2 separate regions of the Homo sapiens genome follow, and region 1 is linked to region 2. A link is an interaction called in ENCODE POLR2A ChIA-PET data of the cell type or tissue named here. Cell type or tissue: B cell. All regions are shown on one strand. Links, peaks and the distances in the headings refer to the core of each region. The heading gives the core; the rest is flanking DNA.

The links. Peaks named below come from ENCODE experiments on the same cell type or tissue, not always from the same donor. Only the 100,000 strongest peaks of a DNase experiment are listed, where the experiment ranks them.
Region 1: POLR2A ChIA-PET joins it to region 2 with 8 read pairs; 2 of 35 experiments call an interaction of 5 or more read pairs at or near these places.

Annotation. Positions count from the first base shown.
Region 1 is chr2:100,062,158-100,067,157 of GRCh38, forward strand. All of the region lies in intron 4 of AFF3 (ALF transcription elongation factor 3), which reads right to left. Among named protein-coding and RNA genes, the nearest start is that of AFF3, 78 kb to the right of the region's middle. In B cell, for the core only: no CTCF peak of the experiment used is centred there; DNase peaks (open chromatin) are centred at 401 and 2,614; H3K4me3 peaks cover 767 bases; H3K27ac peaks cover 2,688 bases.
Region 2 is chr2:100,174,976-100,182,123 of GRCh38, forward strand. No RefSeq gene overlaps it. Among named protein-coding and RNA genes, the nearest start is that of LINC01104, 30 kb to the right of the region's middle. In B cell, for the core only: a CTCF peak has its summit at 3,251 (motif pointing right); a DNase peak (open chromatin) is centred at 3,306.

The DNA of each region.
Region 1 (5,000 bases), core at 1-5,000, 110 kb before region 2:
TGGATGAGGCAGATCTCATAAAATCAGAAGCTGCGAGCAATGTGGGAGCAAGGGAAGGCAAGGCTGCCAGAGTAAGGTGGCTGCAGTTGGAGGGGCCCAGCAGAGGAGCACACGGAGTGCCCATGTGGAAGGCCCTTTAAAACCAGCTCAGGCTTCCAGAAGTATGGCAGACTAATACTCTTGTTGTTTTACTGTCTACCAGTAATGAATGAATGAAAACCAATTATTATTGTTTTGTTGGGTTCAGAGGAAATGAAAAAAAAATGTCTACAGGGGCAAAAAGGAAAAGGAACAAACAGTAACAACCAAAAATCCCTGGGCAGTGAGCCTCAGAAAAGGGGAACGGTCCTGTGAGGACATGTGGTGATCTCACGTGATCTCTGGGAGGCTGGGCCTCAGCTCTGTGGCTGGGTGGGGGAACTAAACTAAAATTCCGGGGTTACATGGCAGCATCTGGAAGGCAATGGAATTGTCTCAGGACCGCAGTACCCCCGCAGGACAGCAGCACCCTATGACTACTGGCAAAAGCAAAAGCAAATACTCTGAGAAAAGCATCCTTGACTTAGGCCCCAAGACTTTTTCTACAATTAGGATCAACCAAATATGAGCTAGCAATTAAGGTTTACTAAACAGACAGGGAAACGAAACATCAGGAGTGAGAGAAAGAACAGATGCAAAGTGCCAAGGACTTCAGATGCTTCAGTTACCAAATACTGACTATAAAATAACTACATATGAAAGGCTAAAGAAGTAAAAGACATAATCACAAAAATAAATAAGTAACAAGTGACTATCAAAAATGACCAGGCAGGGCTGGGTGCAGTGGCTCACGACCGTAATCCCACCACTTTGGGAGGCCAAGGCGGGTGGATCACCTGAGTCCAGGAGTTCAGGACCAGCCTGGCCAACATGGTGAAACCCCGTCTCTACTAAAAATACAAAAATTAGCCAGGCGTGGTGGCACTTGCCTGTAATCCCAGGTACTCGGGAGGCTGAGGCAGGAGAATCACTTGAACCTGGGAGGCGGAGGTTTCAGTAAGCCAAGATCGCGCCACTGCATTCCAGCCTGGGCAACAATGAGCGAAACTCCATCTCAAAAAAAAAAAAAAAAAAAAATGACCAGGCAGTTTCAGCTTTGCAAACTGAAAAGAGCTGTGGAGATTGGCTGCATAACAACGTGAATGTACTTAATATTAACTGAACTGCGTACACTTAAAAATAGCGAAGATGGTGAATTTTATGCTATGTGTATTTTACCACAATTTTTTAAATGACAAGGAAGATTTTAAAAGAACTAAAACTTTTTAAAATAAAAACTATGATTATTGAAATAAAAAAATTTGCTAGCAAGATTATACAGCATTTAGTCAAAGCTAAAAATAGAATTAGTGAATTGGAAGGAAGAAATGAAAAAATTACCTAAAAGGCAATACAGTAAGACAAGGAAATGAAAAATATAAAGAAATGTTAACCTAAATGGAGAATACAATGAGAAGGTCCAAAATATGTCTCATCGGAGACCTAGAAGAAAAGAATAGAAAGGAAGGAGGAAAGGGAATATTTAAGGAGATGATAACTGAGATGTTTCCAGGAGTGTTAAAAGACATAAATCCACAGATATACTAATCAGGGTAAATGAAAAGAAATTCAGGCTGGGCGCGGTGGCTCACACCTTAAACCCCAGAACTTTGGGAGGCTGAGGCGGGTGGATCACCTGAGGTCAGGAGTTCAAGACCATCCTGACCAACATGGAGAAACCCCATATCTACTAAAAATACAAACTTAGCCGGGCATGGTGGCATGCACCTGTAATCCCAGCTACTCGGGAGGCTGAGGCAGAAGAATCACTTGAACCCGGGAGGCGGAGGTTGCAGTGAGCCGAGATCGTGCCACTGCACTCCAGCCTGGGCAACAAGAACAAAACTCCGTCTCAAAAAAAAAAGAAAAGAAAAGAAAAGAAAAGAAAAGAAAAGAAATTCAATCTAGGTGATTGTCATAAAACTGATAAACAACAATGATAAAGAAAAGAGATGTTAAATTGCAACAAGGCCCAGAAAACACAAAGCCAGCATATGACCAGACCCAGTGAGAAATCCCTTCTATTTCTTACTATCACCTACCCCTCCTCTACTCCTTTTCTCCCCAGCATTCACTCAATGAGAAAGAGTAGCTGGAGCGGGTGGGGAGAGTATCAATATGACACTAAACCTACCTCCTCCCACATAATCTGGATGGATGCCTACAGCCATGTCTTCAATGGGCAAGGAAAGTCTTACTTTCGCATAAGTGAAATTTCTGAAGTTCTCATTAACATATTAATATTCTTGACTGAATATCTGAATTGCTACTAAATTAAGATGGTGTGTTTTCAACTTAACACAACTGTCCAATGTAGGAAGAAAGAGAGACATGTGAGTTAGCCTTCCTCAACAAAAAGCTTGTGATAAATTCCTGTTACCTATGCATTGCAAGTTGCAGAAGAAACCAAGTCTATCTCTCACCATTTGCTTTCCCAGGGTCAAAAACCACAATCATCTTGATAAACAAGGCCTATGCAAATACAAAAATACATCGTCATGCAGCGATAATTTCAATGCCTGCACTCACCTCCATCCCATTTCTAATATGCAACGTATTAACTGCCAACTCATTGTGAAAAGCATCTACGCTGTTCTCTTTTTTATAAATTCTATAGATTCATTATGATTAGATACTCTCCATATACATCAGCTAGCCAGAAAAGGGGAGGAGATAATGAATAATACCCAAGGGAAGGAAAATCCCTTTTTCAGCTGGTTTAAGTCATGCCGATAATGTGCACACAGCACTATGCATTTACCATAAAGCTTTTCAATTAGTTCATAGACAAGTTAACCTTCTAACTCCCAGAAAATATAATTCACGCACATTTTATACCACACAGCATCCTGCTAGCTATTATCCATCATTTACAAGTGTTATTTGTCTATAAAAATGACACTAAAGTTTTGAAAAACGAGGCTGCTCTGCCTTCTTCTGGCTGTGTTTTAACAAATGGTATCAATGCAAAAGGCTTATAAAAAGTCATATAAAAAGCAATTAGTCAAAAGAGCAATAAATTTTTTTAAAAGGATATAAATGACTGCCTGTCTAGATAGCCAAATGTCTGAAGGCTGATACACAATGAAATAAGGGTTAACATAAAAGAGTACACTTCATTATTTATTGTTAATAAAGTTAATCAAATTCAGTTCTTCTTACGCATGCATTTAAACAGAAACACAAGTACGATATGCATATTTATAGAAAACAGCCCTAAAGATCATTATCTCTAAAAGAAAATCCAGCAAAAAGAGATGCATAAAATGTAGCTGTTACCCTTTTACAACATAAACTGTTTTGCTTAAAACACAAACATTTATTTTAAGTAAAACTATTAAACTAAATAATATTTTCCACAACTGACAACCATGACTAAAACATGAATTCTAGGATTAACATTAAAATAATTTTGGGACAGAGGGAAACAGAACCCTTCCATTTTTCTTTTGCTGGTATCTTATCCACCTACACTAGTTTTGTTCTTCCACTCAAAAATCTATTCTCAAAAGATATATTAGAATCTTTTTAAAACAAAATTAGATAAGCATAAGCTCATCAATCAGCAATTTCTAAATGCATTATCTTCAAGTAGTTTGGTCTTTTATGTCACTTATCTGCTTAAAATTAAGTATAAAAGAGTTTCCAAGAAAAGAAGATATAAAATTAACTTCATTTCATAATAAGTTCTCCAATCATGCCAGCAGACAGCTGACATTATTACAGCTCACACTTATAAATCAGTGATTATATACACTAGTTAAGCAAGAAAAGAAATGAAGAAGGCAATTATATAGTGGTGAAATTCCCAAGAAGCACATTTGTAGTCAATGTTGCTAAACAGTAGTTCACTCGTGGTTAAAATAAAAGCCCCCTCCCCCTGCCAGATATTTTTGGGGTTGTGAGTTTTGAGGGGAAGAAAGTAGAAACTCTATGCAATTTGTTTTACAAATAAATTAAAAAGCCAGCAAGAAATCAATGAACTGTAATTTTAACTCATTTTACTGTTTACTTTGGAGCTGAATTCTAAAACTTCCATATGACATTAAGCTATAAAATAGTACTGAATCAAACGGAGAGTAGAATACTTTGGAGGAAGGGGTGGTATCTGAATATCTATAGACATTTGGTAATGAACGAGCCAGTGACGAATGAAGACACAGGGAACTGAGCTGAGCTTGGTTTCCACACCCTCTTCTGTTCCCTGCCACTTGAATAAGAGCCAAAATGCCACTTCTAATCTTATTTTCCATTTCTTAAATGTGTTTTATTAACTCCTCTTTTATTGCAAAGCTAAATATTCTAATTGGCACATTATAGACATACAGCTACTAGATGTCAATTACACTTTAATGTGTTTGTAATGCTCTGCAGCAGTGAGGTTCTGGCAGACCCAGTGAGGTCCCATTTATTTCTTCACTTGTAATAATGGCATGATAATACAACCTGAGTAGTGCATCAGAACACAGTAGTTAGCATCACTGCAAGAGAAACACTCTCTTCCATCTTAGTTATATTGCTTTGAAGAAATCAGATATCCTTTCTACTCATTCAAAAGGAGAACCGAACAATGCTGATTATTCCTGAAGGACCTTTTGATTTTCAAAGCATTTGCTAGTAATCTGTTAATTAATCCACGCAGCCCCTCCGCAAGGAAAACTAGAGGAGAACTGCGCAATACTGTACTAACATTTTAGAGACAACAACAGGAGGGGACAGATATTTGGAGAACCTGACAAAAGTCTGAGAGCTTCTACAAACACAACCTGCAGAAAATGTCACTTGATTCATATCTTCAACTCCAGGGTTATGCCCTGAAGGAAATGCACTCATGATGATGTGAACTGCAATTCGTGGACTTGTATCTTCATCTAAACCATCTTACCCATAATTCATTCCCCCTTACCTAGCACACTTTAAGA
Region 2 (7,148 bases), core at 942-5,941:
ATTCAGCATCTTGAAAAAATGTGGCTTTAAAAGCCGAGGAAGGGAAAAAGTATAGGGTATTAACTGGGGGCATGGCATCCAGGGGCTTGTGATCCAGGATGGACAGGAGAGTGTTTAAAACTATCAGAATGGAGAGAAAGGCCAGAGTGTCGGAAGTGTGTGGGTAGGCAGCAACAGGAGGAAGAGAAAATGCAAGTCCAATGTGGAAAGAGAAAAATACAGAGAAAATGAAGTGAAAGGATAGAAAGCAGGTAAAAAGACATCAGGGAAGCTCCCAGGGCTAGCACACCTTGCCTGCTTTCGCCTCCTGGCCCAAGGAGCAGCAAGTGATGGGATAACTCAACTACTGATGACTAGCCCCCGAGGACAGAGTAGCTCTCCTTGACCAAGAGATCTGAGCCCCTCCCTACACCTTATTACCCTATGCCTGTGAATGGAAGAACTCTGGAGGCAGAAAGGGGAGAAGTAAGAATAATAACATGTAAGAGTTCCAGAGAAACTAAGACATGGATATTATATAGCCTGCCCGAGGCTTCTCAATCAGTAGAGGTGTAGCTGGGATTTTAGGTCCTCATATTCCAAAACAAAAACTCCGCCTCCTGGGTTCACGCCATTCTCCTGCCTCAGCCTCTCGAGTAGCTGGGACTACAGGCGCCTGCCACCATGCCCAGCTAATATTTTTGTATTTTTAGTAGAGACGGGGTTTCACTGTGTTAGCCAGCATGGTCTCAATCTCTTGACCTCGTGATCTGCCCAATTTGGCCTCCCAAGGTGCTGGGATTACAGGCGTGAGCCACCACGCCCGGCCGGTAAACATGAGTTTTGAAGGGACATTATCCAACCCAGTGCAGGCATAATAGTCATTATAAATCATGTGGGTTCAGATGACTGCTTTTGATAGCCCAATGGAGTTAACATAGGGAAAACACAAAAGAAAACCCAGAATTCTTGGACAATCAGAAAACCTCTATGGAAGCACTGAGTGAGTCCCTTACATCGTATAGCTGCAGGGGAGCTACAGACCAAGGCCAGGGTGAGGTTGTAACAACTGCAGTGTTGCTGTATCCATTAATTGCTCAACCCTACTAGGTCTCTTATGCTGTTTCTTGTATCACTGCATTAGGACACTGTAGAGAATAAGACGCACCCTAAGAAATGAAATGGGGACATTTGGGCAGACAATCGAGGAGAGTTTTGAACTACCAAATCCCCCTTAATCCCTTGAGGCAGAAAGCAGACATTTGCCCTTCCCCAAACACCTTCCCTCCAGCCTTTCAGTAACTGCACTTGGCAGTTGTAGCAGAAGACCCACTGCCACCACCCTCATTGCCTCTGGGCCCTAAAGACAGCTCCATCCCATTGCCGGCCAGATGGAGATGTGTCAGGACTGCTCTGTGAGGTGATAACCCACACACTTACAGGGTCTCAGAACTTTGCTGAGTTTTATCAGCAAGGATCTAGGAAGCATGTATGGAAGTGAATTCTCTGGACATAAAGCCAAGGAAGAAAAATCTAAAACAAGATTGGGACAAATTAATTAATATAGATGTACTTGCTCAGGCTTTGGGATTTAAAATACTGGTCTAGGCCAGGTGCTGCGGCTCACGCCTGTAATCCCAGCAGTTTAGGTGGCCGAGGCAGGCAGATCCCCCGAGGTCAGGAGTTTGAGATCAGCCTGGCCAACATGGCGAAACCCCGTCTCTACTAAAAATACAAAAATTAGCCTGGCGTGGTCTCATACACCCGTAATCCCGGCTACTCGCGAGGCTGAGGCAGGAGAATCACTTGAACCCAGGAGGCGGAGGTTGCAGTGAGCCGGGATTGCGCCCCTGCACTCCAGCCTGGGTGACAGAGTGAGACTCTGTCTCAAAAAAAAAATTAATTAATAAAATAAAATACTGGTCTTGTGCACTTGACGCTGGCATTAGTAGTTGGTTAGGATTCATGGAGGTCTGGACTCAAATGGTGGCCTATAATCAACGAGGCTAAACTCCCCTCATAATGCTTTGAAAACTTTGGTGTGCCTAAGAATCACCAGGTCATAAGAAGTGCGCTGGAAAAGAAGTGGGCCCTGCAATCCTTGAGAATTTCAGTAAAACTCAGCAAAGTTCTGAAACTCTTTTGAGGGTATGGCATATCACCTCCCAGAGCAGGCCTTGCGCCCCTGCATGAGGGCTGCAATGGAATGAACTCTCTTTAGGGCCTCGAGGCAACAAGGGAGCTGGCAGTGGGCCTTGTGCTATAACTGCCCAGGGCAGTTATTGAAAGTTATTGAATAGCAGCTCTGAGGTGGTGTCTTCTGAAGGTTGGAGATATTGGTAGGTGTGGCAATTTATTGAATTTTCTTATCTAAATGGAGACTTGACATTTTTGAATCCAGATGATTCTGTTTAACCTTCAGGGACAAGGCAGGTGCAAATATCACAATAAACAACAGCGGGCTGTTATCAGAATGCTTTAATGTGAGTATGATAAGAGCTGGGTCCCTGGGGTCCCTGAGAATGAAATAGATGGTGCTGCTTGATCTATGGAGGTAAAAAAAATTCGAGGTCTGATTAATAGAAGCCTAACTTGAGTTGACATAGTGGGAATTCAAGGTCTCTTATGCAATTCTAAGACATAAGCCATTTTGTAGCTCAAGGACATCTTTTTTTTTTTTTTTTTTTTTTTTTTTGAGACAGAGTTTCGCTCTCTCGCCAAGGCTGGAGTGCAGTGGCTCGATCTTGGCTCACTGCAACTTCCACCTCCCGGGTTCAAGAGATACTCCTGCCTCAGCCTCCCAGGTAACTGGGATTACAGGCACGTGCCACCACGCTTGGCTAATTTTTGTATTTTTAGTAGAGATGGGGTTTCACCATGTTGGCCAGGCTGGTCTCAAACTCCTGGTCTCAAGTGATCCACCCACCTGGCCTCCCAAAGTGCCGGGATTGCAGGCCAAGAACTTCTTAATTGAAGGGGTGACTGCGTTCTTTTGAAGAAGGATACAGCACTATGTACACAGAGGTATAGTATCCTGTGAAGAATCTTCCAAACCTCCCCAGAGAGACCTGAGGCCATTTTTCAAGACTGTGTCCTGAGGTACCCAGACTTTCCACGCGTTATTAGACCCTGGCTCTGAACTTGTGCTAATCCCTGGAGAACCAGTAGCCACTGTAAGGTTAAGAGACCGGCAGGACTTGTTTTCTGGTCACAACCCTACTGACTGACACAGAATCTGGTCCAGATGGGATAAAGTGAAAAACTGGCAGAAACCAGCAGGTGGCGATGAAAGTGATTCCCTAAGCTGCCCTTACGCTCATTAACATAAGACACTCCCACCAGCGCCATGACAGTTTACATTGCCATCGCAATGACCCAAAAGTTACCTCTTTCCATGGCAACAACCCGGAAGTTACTGCCCCCTCCCTAAATAACCTGCCCCTTGATTTGCATTGGCCCACCCCTTAATTTGCATATAATTGAAAGTGGGTTTACATGAGTATAAATATATTTGCCAAAAGCTTTCCTTACCACTCTGGATATATTGCCTATGAGGTAACTCTGCTCCCAGAAGAGCAGTACTGTTCAACATCACCTGCTTATCCTTAAGTTCTTTCCTGGGGGAAGCCAAAAACCTTCCCAACTTTGGGACTCACCTATTTTGCCGCAGCAGTGGGCCACACATCACAGTAGAGACATTTTGAAATAAGGGATAGATAAAGTCTTTGCCCTAGACTATGTCACAGAAAGTCTAGTGAGACTGGGAACCCATCCTGTGGTTAATTTCCCCGCTATCAGGATTACAATGGGAATAGATATTCTTAGTGACTGGTCCAATCTTAACATTGGTTCCTGGACGTGGAGTGAAGACTACTACAGTAGGAAGAGTCAAGTAGAAGTCTCTGGAATTTCTCCAGCACCCATCATTAAGAAAGTAAACCAAAGATGTGCCATGTTCCTGCGAATTTGCAAAGATGAGTGCTGCTGTCAAAGACCTGATATAAGCAAGAGCAGAGACTCCAGTCACATCTCTACTTAATTACCTGTTGAAATAGCCAGATGGCTCCTGGACAATAACAAGATGACAATATTAACCAGAGGGTGACAGTGATTACAGTGATGGTTCTGATTACGCTATAATTATTGAAGTAAATCCACAGATTGATCTGATTACCAAAGGGGAGATGGGTGACCACTACAGCATGGAGGAAGGAAGAACTATGTTTCTAACCACGGGGTTCCCTAGGGTGCCTTTTAGCACTCACTTGCCAGAAATCCTGGACAAATAAAAAACTTTGGCAACCTGATGAAGGCAGGACCACTCAGGACCAAGATTTTGCAGGAATAAAGATCTGAGTCGGCCAGGCGCAGTGGCTCAAGCCTGTATTCCCAGCACTTTGGGAGGCTGAGATGAGCGGATCACAAGGTCAGGAGATCAAGACCATCCTGGCTAACACAGTGAAATCCCATCTCTACTAAAAATACAAAAAATTAGCCGGGCGTGGTGGCAGGCAGCTGTAGTCCCAGCTACTCTGGAGGCTGAGGCAGAATGGCGTGAACGCAGGAGGCGGAGCTTGCAGTGAGCCTAGATTGGGCCACTGCACTCCAGCCTGGGTAACAGAGCAAGACTCTGTCTCAAAAAAAAAAAAAAAAAGAAAAGATCTGAGTCACCCTATCTGTCTGTCCAAGGTGATGGCAGAGGGAAAGGTGGAAGAAGGAAGCAATGTCATCAGCTCAGACCTTGACCTAGTACAGAAGAGGGGACTGTAGCATCTGTGTGTCTGATAATGAATTGTGGTTCCTCCTGTTTTCTCCCCCTCATGAAGAGTACAAGTCATGGATAATGTATGAGGTTTCAGGAGAGAGTATGACCAAATTAACCCTAATACAGTCACTGAGGGGACTTTGTGTGTCCCTTGGTTGGAGATACCAATTATTTCCTGAATAAAAGAAAGGACTCTAAGGGGCAGAAGGGTGAAGTTGGCTGGCTAGTTCCCTTGTCTGGGGAGGCTAGCCTGTGTGGACCACACTGACAGACGTCCCTGCCCTCTGCCTTCTGGTTAGAGGGTGGGGAGAGAGTGAGGTGGAGGGATTGATTCTGCCAGCTCCCTGCATACGGATGGTCTGGGGCTGGTTGCCTCCCTCCAAGAAGGCCATGGCATCCATCAGGCAGCCCTCCTCACTCCAGGCTCCAGTCCTATCTCAGGGTGGTAATGGCTGTTTCTAATGCTTCTGTTGATTTCCCTAAACTCTGCCTGTACCTTTGTAAATAGCTCCTTTATTAAATCATCCAACTACCCAGTTTGTGGTGCTCTCTGTGTCCAGCCAGGACCCTGAGTGATACATGGATGAATGGTTTCAACCCCCATTAATAATTTTCAGTTCCCACATGGCAATGCTTGGGCCCAAGATAAGGTAGTTGGGGGTCAGAGCCACAGATGCCCTTGACCCCCCTGTATGTCTCCTTTCCTTCCAATCAGACAAAGATTCGCAGAATCCCAGGAATACCTCCCCACCTGCACCATCTTCTACCTCCCATCCGACCTGGGGCTTCTTGTGGTCTTCACTTTCCTCAGTTTCCCTCAACAACGGTGTCCTTCCCTGAGATCCGCCGCACCTAGCTATTATACTGTCACCATCTCTGTCTCCAGCTCCATGGCTCCGGCATTCCAAATCTCTTCCACAGGCAGTGGATGAATCTCCAGGAACCAGGACTCAGCCTCTCTGCCACTGTCCCTTAGCTGCCTGGCTGGTCACCTAGAACTAATAGCTTCACATATCAGAACAACTGTCCCCACTCAACCACAGTGCCTGACCACCAATTGCACTTTTGGAGCCAGGTCAGCCTCTATTCCCTCCACTCCTGGTCAAAATTTCTTGACCTCTGCTTAGTTCACATTGGAGCTGCCCCCGACCAGACACACACATACTCCAAGGCTAGACAGTTTCACAGCCCCTAATGCCGTGCCTTGCACACAGAGGTTCCTCAATACACGAAACAACACATCGGGAGGCATCTTGTGTGAAGTCCTAGGACAAAGGGTGCGATTTTAATTATTTGTTGAATATATCAAAGGACCAGCATGTACACAAGAGGTTTGAGATTTGACATAGCCTTTTACATAACTGATGTCTGTAATGTGACAGTGAAAGAATCACATACAAATGTCTTTTATAAGTGTCTTTTTTTCCCTTTCTTAAAGGATCGTTTGGGAAAGGCCCAACTTTGAATCCATGTGGAAACGGTGAAAACATTCTGGCACACTCTCTAGTGGTGAACTGGAGTCCATGGACCACCAGGAATGGTGCACAGCAGTGTGTGTGTGTGTGTGGTTTGTGTGTGTGTGTGTGTGTGTGTGTATGTACATGTGTTGGGGCAGTCAGTGCCCCAAGGTAGAGACAGAAGACAGCAGGGCGGCCAGTAATCCTAGCACTTTAGGAGGCCAAGGTGGGTGAATCATTTGAGATCAGGAGTTCGAGACCAGCCTGACCAACATGGTGAAACCCCATTTCTACTAAAAATACAAAAAAAAAAAAAAAAAAACTAGCCAGGCATGATGACGCTCACCTGTAATCCCAGGTACTTGGGAGGCTGAGGCAGGAGAAATGCTTGAACCCAGGAGGTGGCAGTTGCAGTGAGCTGAGATCACGCCACAGCACTCCAGCCTGGGTGACAAGAGCGAAACTCTGTCTCAAAAAAAAAAAAAAAAAAAAAAAGCAAAGAAGACAGTAGGGCTCAGGATTTTGAACTACAGGTTCAGAAGAAAATTTTGGCAGCGGGGGTGTTAGGAAGCGAATGGGTGCCTTTCCCTGAGTAGGATGGAGCAGCTGCAGCCAGGGCCGTGGGAAGGTTCCAGGCCAGCACAGAGTCAAGAAGGAAAAAAAATCACATTTTTAGGTCTCGAAGAAGACAGTGTTTAATGACATAGGAATTACAGCAGTTAAGTAGTGATAGGAGGCTTAATTTGTACTCAGGGGTTAGATTTATTTTAACTCTTGCTATACCTGGTGGTAATTTGGAGTTTATGAAAAGAGAAATAATAACAGCAATAATGATGATGGTAACTAAGTCATGATAAACAGAAAAGCCTCTCCTATCAGTTCATTTAATTCTGAAACAACCCTCTGAGACATATTCTATTAGCATCCCCACTTCACGGAGAAGGAAA